2 separate regions of the Homo sapiens genome follow, and region 1 is linked to region 2. The links are chromatin loops, found by intact Hi-C in ENCODE. Cell type or tissue: PC-9. All regions are shown on one strand. Each heading gives the region's core, and the rest is flanking DNA. Links, peaks and the distances in the headings are about the cores only.

Region 1 (10,111 bases), core at 1,024-9,023, 740 kb before region 2:
AACAGGTCGAAACCCCGTCTCTACTAAAAATACAAAATTTAGCCAGGCGTGGTGGCGGACACCTGTAATCCCAGCTACTCAGGAGGCTGGTTCACTTGAACCAGGTAGGTGGAGGTTGCAGTGAGATGAGATTGCGCCATTGCACTCCAGCCTGGGTGACAGCATGAGATTCGGTCTCAACACAAACAAACAAACAAAAAAACGGTACAAAGATTCAGAGGACTATGAAATTGGTAAAACTTTCAGGGTCCAGTGATCAAGGTACATGGCAGGGCATCCCTCCCAAAGTAAATGAAGGGGAGAAACGAGTCTTATTTGACATGTTAACTTTGAAATGTCCATGAGGCATTCCAGTGGAGATGTGAGTAGGCAGGTGGGGATAAGAGTCTGGAGCTCAGGGGAGACCTTTCACCCCATATACCTCTCATCTGTGTTATCTGTATGTGCATGAAAATACCTATCAATTACTTATCACCATCAATTTATTGCCATTGTCTTTGATGCCTTCTAGTTTTTAGCATCTACCTCTCCTTCTGTACTTTCTTTTTTTGAGACAGAGTCTCGCTTTATTGCTCAGGCTGGAGCGCAGTGGCGCGATCTCAGTTCACTGCAACCTCCACCTCCCGGGTTCAAGCAGTTCTCTGCTTCAGCCTCCCGAGTAGCTGGGATTACAGGTGCATGGCACCACACCCGGCTAATTTTTGTATTTTTAGTAGAGATGGAGTTTCACTATGTTGGCCAGGCTGGTCTCGAACGGCTGACCTCAGGTGATCCACCCTGCCTCGGCCCCCCAAAGTGCTGGGATTACAGGCCACCATGCCCAACCCTCCTTCTGTAGTTTCTATTTCTTTTTTCTTTTTCTTTTTTTTTTTTGAGACAGAGTCTCGCTCTGCTGCCCAGGCTGGAGTGCAGTGGCATGATCTCAGCTCACTGCAAGCTCCGCCTCCCGGGTTCACACCATACTCCTGCCTCAGCCTCCCGAGTTGCTGGGACTACAGGCGTCTGCCACCACGGCTGGCTAATTTTTTGTATTTTTAGTAGAGATGGGGTTTCACCATGTTGGACGGGATGGTCTTGATCTCTTGACCTCGTGATCCACTCACCTCGGCCTCCCAAAGAGCTGGGATTACAGGCATGAGCCACCGTGCCCAGCCATTTTTTTGTATTTTTTAAAGTAGAGATGGGATTTCACCGTGTTAGCCAGGATGGTCTCAATCTCCTGACCTCGTGATCCACCCACCTCGGCCTCCCAAAGTGCTGGGATTACAGGCATGAGCCACTGCGCCCGGCCTGTTCTTTCTATTTCTTATTTATTTCTACTTATCTCCTATGATCCATTGTACTTTGCTGAGTCAAGCTGGATGGTGTTCACAGTGCCACTCCTGAGACCCCAGGGCTCGAGTGAAGGTGGAAGAGAAAAGTCTCATCTCTACTGCATAGGCGAAAACTGGGAAGTGTGTCTTTAGGGACCCCAAGGTCCCCATTCTCTGGCTCCTTGTTGCCTTTTATTGCCTAATGGCAAATATTCTTCCTCTCTAACAGAACCTGGGCACAGGGGAGGCTGGCAGAACCCTGGTCTCTGAGTTGATTTCTACTTCTGACCTTGTGGGAAAAGGTTCTCCCCTTTTTTGGGCCTAAGTCTGTCAAGTGTCAGACTGGGGCAGCTGGATCTGACGTCCTCTGTGACCCCTTCCAGCTCTGAAATTTTTAAAGACCTGCAACCATGGAATTCTTCTCCCAGAGATGTTTTCATTTTAAGGACAGTGTTAGTCTACTGTGGCTGCTGTAACAAATTCCCACCAACTTGGTGGCTTAAAACAACAGAAATGGAGTCTCTCACAGCTTTGGAGTCCAGAAGTCCCAAATTAAGATGTGTGTATGGCTGTGCTCCTTCTGAGGGCTCTCGGGGAGAACTTTCTGGCCTCCTCCAGCTTCTCATGGCTGCAGGCGTTCCTTAGCTTGTGGCTGCATCATTCTAAACTCTGCCTCCATCTTTCTATCACCTTTTCCTTCTCTATGTGTCCATGTCTTCTCCTGTCTCTTAATGACACTTGTCACTGGAATTAGGTCCTACCCAGACAACTTAGGATGATCTCGCCTAGAGATCCTTAACTTGATTACTACTGCAAAGACATTTCTATCAATTAAGATCAAATTCACAGGTTCTAGGATTGGGTGCATATATATATATATTTTATTTTATTATTATTTTTTTGAGATGGGGTCTCGCTCTGTCTCTCAGGCTGGAGTGCAGTGGTGTGATCTTGGCTCACTGCAACTTCTGCCTCCCAGGCTCAAACGATTCTCCTGCCTCAGCCTCCCGAATAACTGGGATTACTGGTGTCTGACACCACGCCTGGCTAATACTTGTATTTTTAGTAGAGACAGCGTTTCATCATGTTGGCCAGGCTGGTCTCAACCTCCTGACCTCAGGTGATCTGCCCGCCTCAGCCTCCCAAAGTGCTGGGACTACAGGTGTGCGCCGCCACACCCAGCCCTTTTTGGAGCCACCATTCAATCCATTATAAGGACCAAAGTTTTGGATCTAAGCAAGGCATCTCTCATGGGTGGGGAGAATTTTTTTGAGTGGGAGGAGAGGGCATGTGGGCTCCTAAAGGTTCCACCTTGTAGAGTGCAGCTTTCCCATCTAGCTACCTCTGGTCCTTTCAGATCTAAACTCCTAAGGGCGAGGGCTAAGCTTCTCTCCCTGCTTCTCCCCTCAGGGCCCAGTGGATGCTGTGCACACAAAGGTACTCAACGCATGCTGAACTGTCTGCCTCTCTCCGAGGGTGCTCAGTGGGCTGGAAGTAGTGTGGGCTGCGGGACTGAGAAAGATGTTGAGAGAGGACTGCGGGTTGGTGGTGAATGGAGCCAGGCAGGAAAGGGATGGGCACCCTTGGCTTTGGGCTGGTTAACTCCCATCTGCTCTGGCTGGGGGAGGGCCTGCCAAGTAAAACCCCTTGGCCTGGAGAGACTCACTGGCAGGACAGACCCATGGTGGGACTCCTTTCCCCCGCTGCTCACCTCCCCACACAGACCCACGGGTCTGCTCACTGGGCAGCTTCAGGGGTTCCCTGCCTCCAGTTGCTCCCTGCTCTGACCACACAGTACACAGCTGCAACACTGACTGGAGCACTCTCCTGCTCAAACACCACCCATGGCTCCCTGCTCTCGCTGGGTCAAGGCTAAACTCCTTCAAGGGCTGCTGTCATGGGGAACTCAGCTACTTCTCCAGCCTGAGAATACAGGATTCCTTTTCTAAAATCCTTCCCCTTCTGGCTGTTCCCCAAACCTCTCCCTGGATCCTCTCCCTCTGGGATTTTCCTGACACTGTTCCCTCCTTCTAGAGCGAGTCTCTTCCTTCCAGCAAATCAAACTCTAGCCATCTTTAAAGGCCTGGCTTTATGCCTTTCCCTCTGAGCAGCCTTTCTGGATTTCCTAAGGTGGAAGCGATCATTTCCCAAGATCTTCCCGAGGAGGAGGTGATCCCCCATGTCTCCCCTATGATGCCTCCCACTTTCTATCTTGTCTGTTGCTGTCTATGGGCAGGACTCATTTCCAACACAGAGGTCATGCTCTGTTGGAAGGAGACACGTCCACCTCACTCCTAGATTCCCAGCAGCTCACACAGGGCTTAGCATGTAGTAGGTGTTTACTAATTATTTTTCAAATGAATAAACTACCCCATGCAGCTCTGTACACTGAACTCCAGCAGCTCCACGGGCAGAGTTCTAAGGCTGGAGTTGCATGTAACTTCCTGATCTGCTCTCTGGGCTGATTTGATTTGCCGGTGGGTGGTGCAGAGCCACAAACTGAGCTTTCCCTGTGGGCTTCTCCTCCAGGGCTGTTTGTGGTTCCTTGTGGGTGCTCTGTTCAAATGCATGATACAGAGTTGGTCCGAAATGGAAAGTTTGTCTTAAAGAATTAATACACTTTAAACAATATATTTCATATCTATAAATATATGCAAAGTTTAATATAATGAATATCTATGTATCCACCACCCAGCTTAAGGAAGAGTGTTGCCAGCATAGTGTGTGGATACCCTCTCCTTTTCCGGAGTCCTGATAAGGTCACTCTTTCAAGTTTGCCTGACACCAGAAACAGGTACAACTTAGCTGCTCAGGGACTATATGAGTCCTTCTGCTAAACTACTGGGTTTCAGAACTCTTTTTTGTTTTTTTTGTGGAGCGGAGCCCAGGTTGGAGTGCAGTGGGGCCCGGAGTGCAGTGGGGCGATCTTGGCTTACTGTAACCTCCGTCTCCTGGATTCAAGCGATTCTCCTGCCTCAGACTCCCGAGTAGTTGGGATTACCAGCATGCACCACCATGCCCGGTGTATTTGTATTTGTAGTAGAGACGGGGGGTCTCACTATGTTGTCCAGGCTGGTCTTGAACTCCTGACCTCAAGTGATCCGCCTGCCTCAGCCTCCCAGAGTGTTGGGACTACAGGCCTGAGCCACTGCGCCTGGCCGGGTTTCAGAACTCTTAAAGTCACCTACATTCATACTAAAAAGGAGATGGGACCCTTGAACAAACAACAGAGTTTTAGTGGCACCGCTCTGCAGCGGGCTGTCTTCTGACGAGTAACTTTAGGAAGCAGATCAAGTGTGCAGTTTTGAATGGCACCCCATAGTGGGGAGGTGAATGGCGCTGGGGATTCTGGGTCTCTGCCCCAGGGCCCGGTGCCACTGCACTGAAACCTCTGCAGTGTACGCTTCTGTCCCTAGATGGCACTGCTGTACTGTGCCCCTTCCCACCTGGTCCAGGTGTTCTGGGAAAAAGAGGCATTTTGTATTTTGGAGACAATGGAAGAGATAAATGCTTTAAATTGAAAGGTGGAACTCTGGCCCAAACTTCAAACCGGCAGAGCTAGGTGCTAATTTCAGCTGGCTGCTCCTCTGAGCATGGCTCCAGAGTTCACATTCTGATCCACTGACAGGATCTGCATGACTGGGTTGGTTGCATATGTGAAGTAAACAGAATAACAGAACCCGACCTATCTAGGGCTTTGGGAATAATGAAATTATTTGCTTTATATAAAGTGCTTAGAACAGTGCATATTACATGGTCATTGCTCAATAAAGTTCAATATTCTTTTCTTTATTCTTTTTTTTTTCTTGAGATGGAGTCTCTCTCTGTAGCCCAGGCTGGAGTGCAGTGGTGTGATCTCAGCCCACTGCAACCTCTGCCTTTTGGGTTGAAGTGATTCTCCCACCTCAGCCTCCTGACTAGCTGGGATTACAGACGTGTACCACCATGCCCGGCTAATTTTTGTATTTTTAGTAGAGACGGGGTTTCACCATGTTGGCCAGGCTGGTCTCAAACTCCTGACCTCAAGTGATCCACCCTCCTAGGCCTCCCAAAGTGTTGGGATTACAGGCGTGAGCCACTGCAACTGGCCTCTTTTCTTTTTTCATTTGCATTGTAGTGATCTATCTGAGAGAGTACCCTCTCTCCCCGAGGGCAGAGACCATAGCTGGCTGCTGATACCTGTGTCCCATGGGCCCAGAACAGAGGAAGTGCTTCAGAAGCTAGTTCTCTCTCCACCCTGCCCCTATCACATGGAGGAGGGGGTCGCTGCATTCCATGTGTCTTCCATGGAGACCAGGCAGGATCTCCTGCCTGGAGAGAGCTGATGGGTGGGCAGATTTGCAATCTGAGCTGTTCAAGAATGGAAGGGGCTTCCTGGTGAGGAAGTAACTTACTGGGCACTGGCAGTGCACAAGCAGAGTGCACTTGCCACACAGGATGCTGCAGAGGAGACCCTGGTTTCAGGCTGGACTGAGCAGTGCTGTCCTATCTGGAGGTCCCCTCTGTGAGTGAAATGCTAATTCACTATTGCAGGAGCTGTCATGCTTCCTGAGGTTGTGAGAGAGATGGGAAGGGGTGGGAAGATCTGAGGGAATCAGGAGGAGAAAGTGCCCTGATTCCAGAGAGCAGGAGAAGGTAAGAGGCAGCTCTAGGCCTTTATCCTCCCTGTCAATATGTAGGAATGGTCGGGCTTCAATATTGGGTGGGGTGTAGGTGTCTGCGGGTGGGCCCTTGACTTTGGCAGGGCCTGTGGTCAGCTTCTGGGTGAAAGCTGCCATCTGTGGGCCCCTCGTCTCCCCATCATTCACCCTGCTCACTCTGTCTTCTTCTGATGGTCTCTGGATTCGTTTGAGTGTCTCCTCTGCCCTCGTGGTTGCCCAGACCAGATGCTTGGCCATCCCCTCCAATGCCTCCACTCCTCCTCCCCACCCGAGTCCAACAGGCCTACTGGGAGACAGAAAAGTGATTTCAAGAAAGTGTTAAGGTGATCTACTGGCCTCTGCCCTTGCCCCTGCAGCAGGGGTCCTGCTGAATCCTTAATCAGGTCATGTCACTTTGCTATGTGCCCCACTATGCTATGATGTGCGTCTTCTGGTCTCAGCAAAGGAAAGCCAGGTCTTAATGTGAGCCTCTCAGGCTCTCAGCCCCCATCTCCCACAATGCTCTCTCCATCCATCACCCCTCCCACCCTCAACCACATGGCTGGCTCTCCCGCCTCCTTCAGGTCTTCAGAGACATTACCTTCTAGTGAAGCCTTCCCTGACCACACTACTTAAATGTATGATCCCTCCTCCTGCCCCTCCATTCCCCTCTCCTGTGTTATTTCTCTCCATAGCCGCTGCCGCCTAACATACTGTCTTTAAGACTGGCTGCATAACTTGTAGTCTCAATGCAAAATGAAAATGTGGGGACTTTCATTTAAAAATTATTAAGAACTCCCAGGCAGCAGAGCGGGACCCTGGGTGGCTGCCTGGGCTGCATGCCCACATAGCGGCCCTCACAGTGTTCTTTTATTTTATGGTCCTTCTTCCTCACCCAGGAGGTAAGCCCTACTAGAGGAGGGATCTGGGCTTTGTCCACAGTAGTATTTTAGGATCTGCAGCATCTAGAATGAAGATGCTTTCTCACTTTTCTTAAAGTGAGAAAGGAAAGAGTCACATTAGAGGTCAGCACAGAGAAGGAGCACCTCACTCAGCCAGAGGGTGTGGGGAAAGGCTTCAATGAGGACGCACGAGGCAGCCGGGTCTGGAAAGGTGGGCGCAGGGCTGGGGGAAGCCGGTTGGGGCCTAGACAGCCTGTGGGCATGAGTGCAAGCATAGGGGTAAGAGAGTGCAGACCCCCGGGCTCTGCGGCTTCTCCATGGAGCAGTGCTGGGGATTCAGGCGTTACCCTGAAGGGTTGGGGTTGCATGTGCCTTGGTTCCAATCTACCTGTGTGACCTCAGTAGATGACTTAACCTCTCTGACCTTCAGTCTCCTCCTCAGTTGTCCTTATTATAGGGATAATATAGGGAATGGCATAGTCTAGAGCATACAGTAAAGTGTTGGGTACAGTAATGATAATATCTGGTGTATTTGGTGCATTTGGTGTCTGGACTGGTGGAAGAGGCTGGAGGTCTGTGTAGCAGGTGTTTGGGGAGTAAGGGGGCTGGGAGACAGTGGATAGGGTAGGCTCAGTGTCAGCCCTGCTTGCTTGAAGGGCTGCCAAGAGGGGACCCTTAGAGGTTAAGGAGATTGGGACCAGGGAATGAGGGAGACTTGTTTTTGAAGGCCTCTAAGATTCTGGCCTAAACAGTGTGGCCTCAGGGCCTGGGGCATGGTGTTTAGAGAGGGAAGAGTTGCTCCCCATCCCTCCTCCTCAGCATCCGGTCACAGACAACTGAGGCTTTGAGGGCTGAGGACTGAGCTGGCCATGGGTGGAGGATGGGTGCTCTCCAGAGCAGAGTTCTCATGCCACGGAGGCAGCGGTGTCTTCGCAGGGAAGCAGAGCACAGCCAGTGCAGGCTTGCTCCTGCTTATAGGGCAGTATTCCTGGGGCCCCGAAATTAACTGGAGGACTTTCTGAGGGACTACCTGAGGCCCTGCAGCACGCAGCTGAGGGCCAGGAGCCTCTCTGACTTGGGCATTGATGTCAAAGTGACCCCATGTTCACTCAGGCTGGTGACCTCCTTAGCAAAGTGCCTAGCACATAGTAAGTGCTCAATTAATGGGAGTTGATAGAACCTGTGTCCTCAGTGTGTGTCCTCAGGAGGGCTCTGCAGGGCACTGAGGCCCGGTGGAGAGAGGGTGGGCGGGTAATGACAAGCACAAGGGCAGGAAGGGACCTTAGCAGAGGCTTATCTGCACTAAGCCCATTTTGAGAAGAGAAGACTTGCACGAGCATGGGGCAGAGGCCAGACAGGGGGACAGTGGGCCATAAGGAATCTCCCCGCTTCCCTGCCATGTCCCTTGACTAGCCAGAGCTTCAGACGTGAGTGTCCCCCTCCTGCTGGCCTCCACCAGGAAGCTGCTCAGGTCCCTCAGACCCAACATGTCTGAGATGAGCTCTTCAGCCGCCTTCCCAGCCCCTTGGTCTCCCCAGCCAGCCAGTCCCAGAAACCTGAGAGTCGCATGAGATCCTTTCTTCATCTCCAGCCCCTGGCCCCTCCATCACTGAGCCCGAGGCAACATCTACACTTTGGCCACGCTGCCTGCCTCTGGCCACTGTGTTTTTGCTAGCGTGGTGCCAGGCCTGACCTCCTCTCTTCTCTTCCCCTGGGTCATGCCCTCTAATTTGGGCCTGGGTGCTCAGTAAGTTCTAGAAGCAGTGGGTGGCCAGGGGGTCTGGGGCACGGAGGACTCTTTTTTTCTGGTCTGGGTCCTGGGTTGGGTCCTTGTCCCCTATGTGTCCCACACCTGTCAGCTGGGGGCGCTCCTGCCCCACAGAACCCCAGCATCCTGGCTCCAAGTGGGGGTGGGGAGCCTCTGGAGCCTCTCCCGGCAGCTGGGCCTGCTTGGCCTGCCCGGCAGGTCTGGGTGTGGGTGGAGAAGGCCAGGAGAGGGGTTGGGGAGGAGCACGTCTGTGTGTGGGTACAGGCCTCGGGGTGTGGGGGTACAGGAGCTGGGTGGGTGTGTACATGCAGCTTAGCTGTGTGTGTGTGTGTGTGTGTGTGTGTGTGTGTGTGTGTGTGTGTGGTGTGGGCAGAGTTCATGGTGTGGGTTCTGTGGAGCCTGGGGACCTCACGGTAGGATTCCTTGGACATAGGTGAAAGGCTGGGCCTGGCCTCGTTTGCCCTCCAGCTCCTTCCCCAGGGCTCCCCACCTCATCACCCACTGGAGGCAGATCTTCAGCAGGCTCCTTTGGAGGGCGAGCTTTGAGGTGTAATCCCCACTCTTCACCTTGGTTCATCCCTAAAACGGTTGTAGCCTCAGTGTCCTTGTAAGTACAATGGGGAGAAGGACACCAATGTTGCAGGACTGTTGAAGGGACAGTGGGAAGCACCTAGGGCCTGGCCTCCACACAGTAGCAGGAGGGATGGAGGTGTCACAGCTGTGCCAGGCAGCAAGAGCTGCGCCCAGAGAGGCTGTGCCCTCAGGAAGCTGGAGGGCTGGAGGGTGGCAGAGGCCCACCACAAAGCTGTGGGGTAGGGGCGGGGAAAGGGCCATCAGACCACAGAGCACAGTGGTCCGGGCTCAGAGAGGGGACGCTCCCCTTGTAGGAAAGACAAGATTTCACCAGGGAGTGCACTCCAGGCCATGGGCGGCCTAGCAAAACCAGGGAGGTGGAAGATGTGGGACCTCCTGACAGCAATAGCGGTCTGGTGTGGTGAGGATCTGTGGGGGTCAGGCTGCTGGGTGGGATGGCTGAGTGTTGGGGCCTTGACCGTTAGTGAAGAGCCCGTAGTGGAGGGCGGGGCCCAGGCAGGGAGACCAGCTGGGGTGGGGCTAGGGGCCCGAGTGGTCAGCAGGCAAGAGGGGCCGGGGCCTGGGCCTGGATGGCAGCTGGAGGGGAGAGGTTCACTGGGAGGAGAATCTCCTTTTCCTCTTGGACTGCATCGTAGGGAATCGAGGTTAGATGACTAGAAGAACTTCCTGGCGCAGATCTGGGGAAGCCCTGGCCCAGAGGCCTGGCCTTTACCCATCCCTGGATCCTCTGCCTCTCCCCAGCTCCCACTGTCCTCAGACACCCCTTGCCCCTGTCTGGGATTCTGGGGGTGAGCCCCGGCCTGGCCGAGGCCTGCTGCAGGGTGAGAGTTATGTTCCAGCTCCATTGAGTGATAAGTGCCACACTGCGACCTCTCTGGGTCTTCCCTGCCCACT
Region 2 (10,111 bases), core at 1,175-9,174:
GTGCCCCTGAGCCTGGCAAACAAGGCAGCCTGTCTCCTTCAAGGAGGAGCTGAGTGCCCCGCAGAGACATTCCGGGAAGAGCTCAGAGGGGGGTAAGAAGGAAGAAGAGCGAGGCTGCCTCCCACCCCCCGCAGAGCCACCCGTGCCCCTAATCCACAGGTGGGAGTGGCGGGGAGTGGCCCCTCGAAGAGGAGCTGAGACGTCTCCGCTCGGTTCCCCTGAGAGCCCTGTGCTCCGTCACCGACAGCCTCTCTCCAGAAGTAGAGACCATGGAGTCTGGCTGGGTGCCGCGTCAGGGGTCTCTCGGGGCGGCTAGAGGCCCTGGGAACCTGGAAGCCCGCGGGGCGCGGCGGGGCGGGGCAGAGCGCTAGAGCCGGGTGGCGGCCGCCGATTGGCTGGGCCCGAGCGCTCCCACGGCGGCCGGGGGCCCCAGGGCGGCGCCGGCCGCGCCCGCTCCGCGGTGACTCATCCAGCACCCCACCTCTGGAGCTGGACGGGCGCCCGGCCTCTTCCCACCCCAGACCCGCCCGCTAAGCCGGGAGAGCCTGACTCAGCAGGGGGAGCCTGGCCTGCCTTCCGCCCCCTTCGCGTCCTCCCCCGGGGCAGAGGAGAGTGTTGTGGGGAGAATGCGTTTCTGTCCCTGTGGGAGAATTTGTCCCGCTCTAGGGAGGAGAATCTGGTATCTGTTCTTCTGGGAGACTGTGTGTCTGTCCATGGGCGGTGGGGCCTTCTGTCCCCACAACGGGAGGTTGTGTGCCTGTCTTTCTGGGGGTGTCTCTGTGTCTTAAGATCTTTATGAGTGTGGCCGATGGACTGTGGTCTTTTGGAATCTGCCTGTTGGTCTCTTTGGAGCATCACTGACCTCCACCACTCCAGATCATCTCTGTGCCCCCCTACACCCCACTTCCCCAGAAGTGGGGAAGAGCTTAGCAGCTCTGTGCCTCTGTCTCACAGCGGCCAGGACAGGCCCCTCAGGGGTTAGCTCTGAGTAATTCTCCAGCTCTGGCTCTGCCCCCTCCACAGTGCCAGGGCCCCTGAAGGTCTGGGGCCAGATGCTACCCTGCAGGCCAGGCTCAATCCCTACAGCAGTGCCTGAAATATCTCAAAGTGATTTTAAAGCAAGATCTCAAAAGTGATCTTAAACCAAGTGATCCCTCAAAAAGGGAAAAGGACCCACAATTGTCCAGAGACTACTGTGGGCCATGTGTGCCATGCTAGGAGCTTCGTGTTCACCTTATCGATGCTTCTCACAGCAACTCCAAAAACAAACATAATCCCCATTTTACCGGGGAGAAACTGAGGCCTACGTGGTGGCTCAAGGTCACACTGGCACAGTATATGAGCAAATCTGGATTTGAACCCAGGACTCTCTGGCTCTAAAGTGTATGCTCTTTCCACGGCTGTGGCTGTTCCCTGAGCGCCTTAGCCAGGAGTGGCCTCCACCTGGCCCCACAGCAAACCTGGGGGAAACTCCACCACCTCCACAGGGAGACCAGCCTTCAACTTCATCCAGGCTTTCCCATACCAAGAGAGGATCCCCCAGGACTGTGAGAGGGACTGGGGTGGGAAGGAGAAAGAAGCCAAGAGTCAGTACATGTGGGGTTTGGAGTAGGCAACAGGATATGCCAGATCCCGGGGCTGGGGAAGAGGACCCTGCAGCTCGACCCACGCACACTTTGTAGGACACACACACACACTCACATACACATGCACAATGGCTGCTGGACACAGTGCACAGATCCAGCTGTGGGGGTCATTGCAAAGATGCCCAGACACACACACGTGCATGTTTCATGTGGTGCACACCTGATATATAGAGCTGTTACCAACAGACATGAAGGAATCAGTGGAGTCATTACACACAGATTCACAATGGTGTGCAGGTCATTACTCACACACACACACACACACACACACACACACACACACACACAGTCAGAACCACCAAAAAGAGGATGATGAGGGAGTGAGAAGAACGTTTGAAGCTGTTGTAGGAACAAACCAGCTCAGGGGCCTGACCAAACCCACTCAAGCCCCGACCCAGAAAACCTAGACCTCTTCCTCTGCTCCCCACAGGCACTCACAATGGACAGCCCACCAGTGCCCCTCTGCCCTCTGGGCCTAAGACCCGGACTACTGATGTACACACAGAGGAACAGGCATGCACACACACATGCCTTTGAGAAAACACCTATGTGAACACAAACTCACAACAGATGTGTTCCCCAAACATAATATGCAAAAGCCACATAGGCCTTTCCAACAAGCATGTACACACAACAGTCACTCGGGCGCACAACCATCCCACAAACATATATCCATGCAAGACTCTCACACAAGCACATCCAGTGCCAGTCACACAAACACACAACCACCCATGCACTCACACAGACCCATGGATCCATGTACACAACGTAGGAAGGAGGAATACAAATGCACACACAAATCAAATGCACACGCAAATCAAATGCACACATGAGTTAAATGCACTCACGATGGGGATATGTGTGCACAGACCATGAGCATGACACACCTTCCTCCCACAGCACGCACCACTGCCCCTCAACCTTCCATCTTGGCACAAACAAGGCCTGGGCTTGCTCCATCAGCTCCATCTCCTCCATGCCTGAGACAGGCCCTGCCCAACCTGCCCCAGCCTGCTTGAGTGGGGCCCCGCCTGCTCCCAGCACCAGCTGCCAACCCAGCTCAGCACAGGGCAAGCTGCCCACTGCTCGGGCACGTCGCTGCCCCACCCCCTCCTCCTTAGGCCTGCCATCTCAGCATCTGGGCCTCAGCCTAGGCCGCACCTAGCCCATTTCTGCAGGTGAGTGGGTAGGCAGGGTGCTTGATCCCCACAGCTGGAGGTGAGGAAAGGGACCAGGCAGTTAAGACCCCACGAGGAAGGGGCAGCCTGGCTCAGAGCCTCTCACCTCCAACCCTGTGCCTTCTTTTTCATTTTTATTTTATTTATTATTTACCTATTCTGAGACAGGGTCTCACTCTGTTGACCAGGCTGAAGTGCAGTTGTGCGATAGCTGCCTGCAGCCCTGAACTCCTGAGCTGCAGCAATCCTCCTGCCTTAGCCTCTCAAGTAAGCTAGGACTATAGGCACATGCCATCATGCCCGACTAATTTTTTAATTTTTAATTTTTCACAGAGACAGGGTCTCACTGTGTTGCCCAGGCTGATCTCAAACTCCTGGCCTCAAGCAATTCTCCCATCTCTCAAAGTATTGGGATCATAGGCATGAGCCATCGCACCCAGCCCTTCTCCTTTTTAGGTGGACCCCTCCTCACCAACATTGGGTCCCCACAGGTAACTTCCTGGTTGCAGTCAGCAAACACATCTAGAACTACAGTTCCACTGTAAACAAGGTATTCTGTCCACACTGCCCCTAACCAACAAACACATCTACACACACACACAGACACACACACACACACACACAGGCTTTCAAGCACACACACCACCACTGGAACAGATACCTAACCAGCACTCCCTGTCACAGGCCCACAGCACACAGCCCTGCACGTGCAACTCAATCATATATACTCCCAGCACACCACACGGTGTCCCAAACCCCCATCTCACACATAGTTTCATGCATAGTCCCCATAAAATATGCACAGCTGGACACAGCGTCTCTATGCATGTCTCAACACACAGACTTGCACAGTGTCAGGAGGCTCTTGTCATTGTCCCAAACACAGTCATGCCAGCTCTGCACTGGGATAGCTGGCTCTGGGGGACAGGTCTTTGCACACTGCCCACCCATTGGCTTTGCAGTTCCAGGACATCGGAGTAGCCTTCGTTTTATCCCTGCTGCCCCTACCCAAGAGCCATGATAAGCCTGGCTGGGGCAAGGAGCTGCAAAATGTCACTGCCAAAGCCATGCCCTCTCACAGACCAGCCCCTCAGGCATGGGGAAGAAAGCAGAAATAAGCCAATGGCTGGTAAGAGCTCAAAACCGTAGAAGCCCTATGGCACCTGAGGTGGACCTGGGAAGAGGACACATAAACCCTTGAGCCTGCTGGCCCAGGAGGGAGCTGTGCAAGGGCCGGGCAGACCCAGGAGGGAGCTGTTCAAGGGCCCGGCAGACCCAGGTGCTGGAGTAGTAGGGGCAATGACGGTGGCAGGAAAGTCATCAGAGATAGGGCCTGAGGTTAAAAAGCAGTAACACCCCTAGAGCAACTCAGGGCAGGCCAGGCCCTTGGAGGGCGCCAGACTCTCCTCCCTGTGCCCTTCCCCCTCCGCCTTTCAGCTTAGGAGTCAGGCAGCAGGTGTTCAAAATGCTCCCACTAGCCTGGGCGACGTGGTCAGAACTTGTCTGTACAAAAAATAAATAAAAATTAGCCAGGCAGGGTGGCACACATCTGTGGTCCCAGCTACTCAGGAGGCTGAAGTGGGAGGATCACTTGAGCTTGGGAAGTTGAAGCTGCAGCTGCAGTGAGCCTTGGTCACACCACTGCACTCCAGCCTGGACAACAGAACGAGACCCTGTCTGGAAAAAAAAAAAAATGCAGCTCTCACTGGGACTTCTGGGGGCTGACTCTGCTCTGCTTCCTGACATGAGTGCTGGTAGCATGATCTGTTCAGTTTGTGAAACTTCATCACACTGTAGACTTATGACTTGAGTACTTCTCTCTATGTATGTTACACTTCCATGAAAATTGTTTTTGTTTTAAATAAATCTCCCCGTGTGTATGAAGCTCCACATCTTTCTGGGTTGGTGTGCACATGTCTGTCTGTGCCTGTCTGTACCTGTCTGCGCCTATGCACATACAATCTCCCATAGGAATTATTCCTTGTCTCTGGTGCCTGAGGCCCTCCATATGTGCACCTGACAGTACACACACGCGCACACGCATGCACACACCCACAGCCCCCTGCCTGCGTGTCTTCCCTCCATGATGGCAAGGCTGCCGCTGCAGAGGGTGGGGAGGGAATGTAGTAAGGCCTTTCTTTCATTTAACAGCAGATATTTACAACCATCTGCTCTGTGCCAGGCACGGGGATACAGAAGCATTCCAGTCAGACTGGGCCCTGGCCAAGCTCACCGTCTGCTGGGGAGGCTGTGGTGTGGTGAGAAGGGCCCTGTGGGGTAGCACAGGGTAGGGGGAGCCCAGCCTCGGAGGGGCAGGGACGGCTTCCAGAGGAGGAAATCCTAACTAAATTGGGAAGATGAAAGGCTCACAAGTGGATGGGTCAGCCATAGGAGGTGCATTGCAGACAGGGGGACAGCAGGCACAGGGGCTAAGGGTGTGAGGGGGTGCGACTTCCTCAGGGAACCCCCAGGGGATTCAGCTGCCTGAGTGGAAGGCCACGGCAGAGGTGACTTCAGCGGGGTCAGGCGGGCCTGGAGTGCCAAGCTCAGGGGCTTGTGTGTCTCCAAGGAAGGGTTTGGGCCAGGCTGGGACATGATTGGGATCAACTGGAAGGAGTGCTGTGGAGGAAGGCGCACTGAACTGAGAGTGAGGACACGGAAGTTCTCACCCTGGCTCTGCCCGATGCTGCCCAACTCCCCTCTCTGAGCCTCCAAAACGACAGCGTGCTGCACCTCGGAGCCGCTGGCTCACAGGCGGCTGCTTTCTCCTGGGGCCTGTCTGCTGCCGGCTTGCCTGTCCTCCTGGGTCCTGCCCACGCGCTTCTGCCCCCAGGCCCGTGCAGGCGTGGACCTCCCGCGAGGGCCTCAGCAGTCTCCAGGACAGAGAGTGGAACCCGCCACCTGCTGGAAAGGCCGGAGCCGGCGCAGAGCTAGCGCGGGGCAATGTGGCGCCCTCTGCGGGGAGCCCCTGCTGCCTCGCGCCGGCACTCAAACCTCCAGTACACAGTGCAGTGGAGGGCACACCAGCAGCAGCACGCCTGTCTCACCCTGCTCCTCAGTGCCCTCCGCCCTCAGCTCCCCCCACCCACCCCCCACCATGGCCCCTGCGTTGCCAAGGGCACAGGGCATAGGAGGACGTGGACTGATCCACCCCAAGCTCCGCTCACCAAGTCATGCCCTAGCCTACATTTCCCATGAGGATGGGAGCTTCCTCTGATTTGCACAAAGCCCCCCTGTCGGTTAGTGGTGGCCTGCAACCCAACAACCTCCCAAGTCAGCCTCCTGGGATAGGGAGGATGTAGTGAGGGGGTGGGAGGGTGTGCAGGCTCGGCTTCCAGAAGCCGGGAGAGCAGTTTCTTTCCCTGCTCCTCTGCTGCCTCCTAGTGGATGTCTGATGTCTCTCCGGTTTGCACAAATCCATCCCGCTTCGGTCAATCCTAGCCGTCTTGGTGCCCATTCTTCAGAAGTTCAAGCAGGCTGACAGCAGGCTGCAGGGAAAGAGGATAATCTACGGCTGCCCACGCTTCTCTGTGTCCCTTGGGTCCCCAGCACAGCACTGTCCCCCAGTGCCAATACTGGATTCTCAAAGTCTAGAAATGAAGGCAGAAGCTGGTGTTGGAGATTTTGCCCCTTTAATCAGCTGCACCTCAATCCCCTCTGTGCTGGCTCAGGTTCTTATGCTGCAGGAATCAAGGCGAGCCTTGCCTCTCTGGCCTCGGTCTCTCTGCTGTGTTTCCTGTGGCTTGTTTGATTTTGTTCAGGACAGGTTGTTTTGTTTTGTTTTGTGTGTTTTGGGTTTGTTTTTTTTGTTTTGTTTTTTGGCTTTTTGTTTGTCTGTTTCGAGCCAAGGTCTAGCTCTGTCACCCAGAATGGAGTGCACTGGCACGATCTCTGCTCAATGCAAACTTTGGCATACCCCCCCAACCCCCGCCCCCAGTCAAGTGATCCCAAGTAGCTGGGACCACAGGCATGCACCACCACCCCCGGGCGTGTGTGTGTGTGTGTGTGTGTGTGTGTCTCAGGGTCTCACTCTGTCACCCAGGCTGGAGTGCCATGGCGTGATCTCGGCTTACTGCAACCTCTGCCTCCCAGCTTCAAGCGATTCTCCTGCCTCAGCCTCCTGAGTATCTGGGATTACAGGTGTGTGCCACCACACCCAGCTAATTTTTTGTGTTTCTGGTAAAGACAGGGTTTCACCATGTCAGCCGAGCTAATCTCAAACTCCTGACCTCAAGTGATCTGCCCGCCTCGGCCTCCCGAAGTGCTAGGATTACAGGCATGAGCCACTGCGCCCGGCCCCAGCAATTTTTTTTTCCTTTGGTGGAGATGGGGTCTAGCCATGTTGCCCAGGCTGGTCTCAAATGCCTGAGCTCACGCAATCTGCCTGCCTCTGCCTCTCAAAGTGCTGGGATTACAGGCATGAGCCACTGCACCCCCAGCCATTTTTTCTTTTGTTTTTTGTTTGTTTGTTTGTTTTTTGTTTTTGAGACAGAGTCTTGCTCTGTCACCCAGGCTAGAGTGCAGTGGCACGATCTCAGCTCACTGCAACCTCTGTCTCCTGGGTTCAAGCTGGGTAGCTGGGATTACAGGTGTGCAACACCACACCCAGCTAATTTTTTGTATTTTTGGTAGAGACAGGGTTTCACCACGTTGGCCAGGCTGGTCTCAAATTCCTGACCTCAGGTGATCTGCCTGCCTCAGCCTCCCAAAGTGCTGGAATTACAGACGAGCCACCGTGCCAGCCCTCTGCTCCTACCTTGTTTGGATTTTGTGAGATTCCATCTTGAGCCTGGAGAACGGTACATGTATGTGCTTCCTGTACTGAGTAAAAGAGAACCATTCAAAGGAGGGGAAATTGAAGAGGAAAACTAGTAGACAGTATTGGGGTTACAAACGTGAGCCACCCCGTCCCTGGCCGTTTTTTCTAAACATTTGAATTAGTTGCCAACATTTAAAAATCAGAGGCATATGCAGGAGGATCACTTGAGCCCAGAAGGTCGAGGCTGCAGTGAGCTATGATGGCAACCACTGCACTCCAGCCTGGCAACACAGCAAGACTCTGTCTCTAAAAAAAATAAATAAATAAAATAAAATAAAATGAAAATAAAGAGATTTCATGTAAAAATCCAAATTTCTAATTTATTTTGCAAAGTTGAAAATTCTGGCCACTCTGGAACCACATTCCCAGGTGGCTATGATTGGCAGAGGGTGAGTAAAGAGGCTGCCTCAGATCTGATCCCAACATTTGAGGAACCAGGAAAAGGTGCAAAAGGAGAGCCATAGTTCCCAGCTCTTCTCACCTCAGCTCCTTCCTGCAGGCCAGGGGCCTGGCACACAAGTCTGTGGATGCCCCAGCTGCTCTTCCAAGTGCTATCTGTACTAGGCCAATAGAAATATGTAAGTAACCATCCTGGCTAACATGGTGAAACCCCGTCTCTACTAAAAACACAGAAAATTAGCTGGCTGGCCATGGTGGCTCACGCCTATGATCCCAGCACTTTGGGAGGCCAAGGCAGGCGGATCACGAGGTCAGGAGTTCGAGACCAGCCTGGCCAACATGGTGAAACCCCGTCTCTACTAAAAATACAAAAATTAGCTGGGCGTAGTGGTGGGCACTTCTAATCCCAGCTACTCCGGAGGCTGAGGCAGGAGAATCGTTTGAACCCAAGAGGCAGAGGTTGCAGTGAGCTGAGATCATGTCATTGCGCTCCAGCCTAGGCGGGGCGAGACTCTGTCTCAAAAAAAAAAAAATTAGCCAGGCGTGGTGGCATGTGCCTATAGTCCTAGCTACTCAGGAGACTGAGGCAGGAGAACCTCTTGAACCCGTAAGGTGGAGGTTGCAGTGAGCCGAGATTGTGCCACTGCACTCCAGCCTGGGCAACAGGGTAAGACTCCATCTCAAAAAAAAAAAAAAAAAAGAAATATATAAGTAAATTAAATACAAATGGAAGCCACTTATGGAACTTTCTAGTAAACACATTTTAAAAAGTAGGTGAAATTAATTTTAATAATATATTTTATTTAACCCAATATACTCCAAATATCATTTCAATATGTAATTAATATAAAAAATTAATAATATGATATTTTACATTCTTTTTCCCTTATATTAAGCCTTCAAGATTGAGTGTACAATTTATATTCTCAAAACATCTCAATTCGGATTAGCTGCATTTCAAGTCACGTAGCCATATGTGACTAGTGGCAACCTTACTGGACAGTGCAGATCTAGACACCCCTAATTCTCACCCCAGCTGCCCCAGGACTAATAGTATGCAGGAAGTGGGGCATGGGGAAGAAGTCCAAGCAGCTCCTGGAAGAATGCTTAGGCCATTTGGACAGGACTTCAGGACACAGGCCCTTTCTGGGCATGTGCACTCCCTGGACCCCTCGGATTTCTCACCCGGGGGGAAGAGCAAAGCCAGAGGAGAAACAGAAAATTAAACCACACTTGTGTCTACATTTCAATCTATGTGAGAGAATAAGAGCCCCATATGCTTCAAAAAAAGTAAGGCAGGCTGGGCGCGGTGGCTCACACCTGTAATCCCAGCACTTTGGGAGGCCAAGGCGGGTGGATCCCCTGAGGTCAGGAGTTCGAGACCAGCCTGACCAATATGGTGAAACCCCATCTCTACTAAAATGACAAAAATTAGCCGGGTATGTTGGCATGCGCCTGTAGTCCCAGCTACTTCAGAGGCTAAGGCAGGAGAATTGCTTGAACCTGGGAGGCGGAGGTTGCAGTGAGCCAAGATCACACCACTGCACTCTAGCCTGGGTGACAGAGTGACAGTCCGTCAAAAAAAAAAAAAAAAAGTAAGGCAAAGCATAATTCTTTGTGAACACAAGGAATATACCAAAGTTTCAATGAGCAAACAGCATTATGTGTCTGTCTACATTTTCTTTTTTTTTTTTTTTTTTTTTGGGAGATGGAGTCTCACTCTGTCACCCAGGCTGGAGTGCAGTGGTGTGATCTCAGCTCCCTGCAACCTCCACCTCCTGGGTTCAAGCGATTCTCCTGCCTCAGCCTCCCTAGTAGCTGGGATTACAGGTGCACGCCACCACACCTGGCTAATTTTTTGTATTTTTAGTAGAGATGGGGTTTCACCATTTTGGCCAGGCTGGTCTCGAACTCCTGACTTCTTGATCCTCCTGCCTTGGCCTCCCAAAGTGCTGGGATTACAGGCGTGAGCCACCATGCCCAGCATAATGTCTGTCTGCATTTTCTTATAGACTTACTTTGTTCTTTTACCTTAGCTGCCTGCCCCCATTGGCATTTAAGATTTTTAT

The links. Hi-C counts contacts between places; a loop is a spot of excess contacts. Peaks named below come from ENCODE experiments on the same cell type or tissue, not always from the same donor. Only the 100,000 strongest peaks of a DNase experiment are listed, where the experiment ranks them.
Region 1: it touches region 2 in a loop (9-fold over the local background); 21 of 110 quality-filtered maps call a loop at or near these places.

What each region holds. Positions count from the first base shown.
Region 1 is chr12:52,134,974-52,145,084 of GRCh38, forward strand. No RefSeq gene overlaps it. Among named protein-coding and RNA genes, the nearest start is that of SMIM41-AS1, 22 kb to the left of the region's middle. RefSeq lists an enhancer at 9,030-9,847. In PC-9, for the core only: CTCF peaks have their summits at 4,742 (motif pointing right), 4,948 and 8,708 (motif pointing right); DNase peaks (open chromatin) are centred at 4,748 and 8,838; H3K4me3 peaks cover 53 bases; H3K27ac peaks cover 216 bases.
Region 2 is chr12:52,873,907-52,884,017 of GRCh38, forward strand. No RefSeq gene overlaps it. Among named protein-coding and RNA genes, the nearest start is that of MIR9898, 20 kb to the right of the region's middle. RefSeq lists a silencer at 318-547. In PC-9, for the core only: a CTCF peak has its summit at 6,122; DNase peaks (open chromatin) are centred at 5,777 and 6,185; H3K4me3 peaks cover 825 bases; H3K27ac peaks cover 1,533 bases.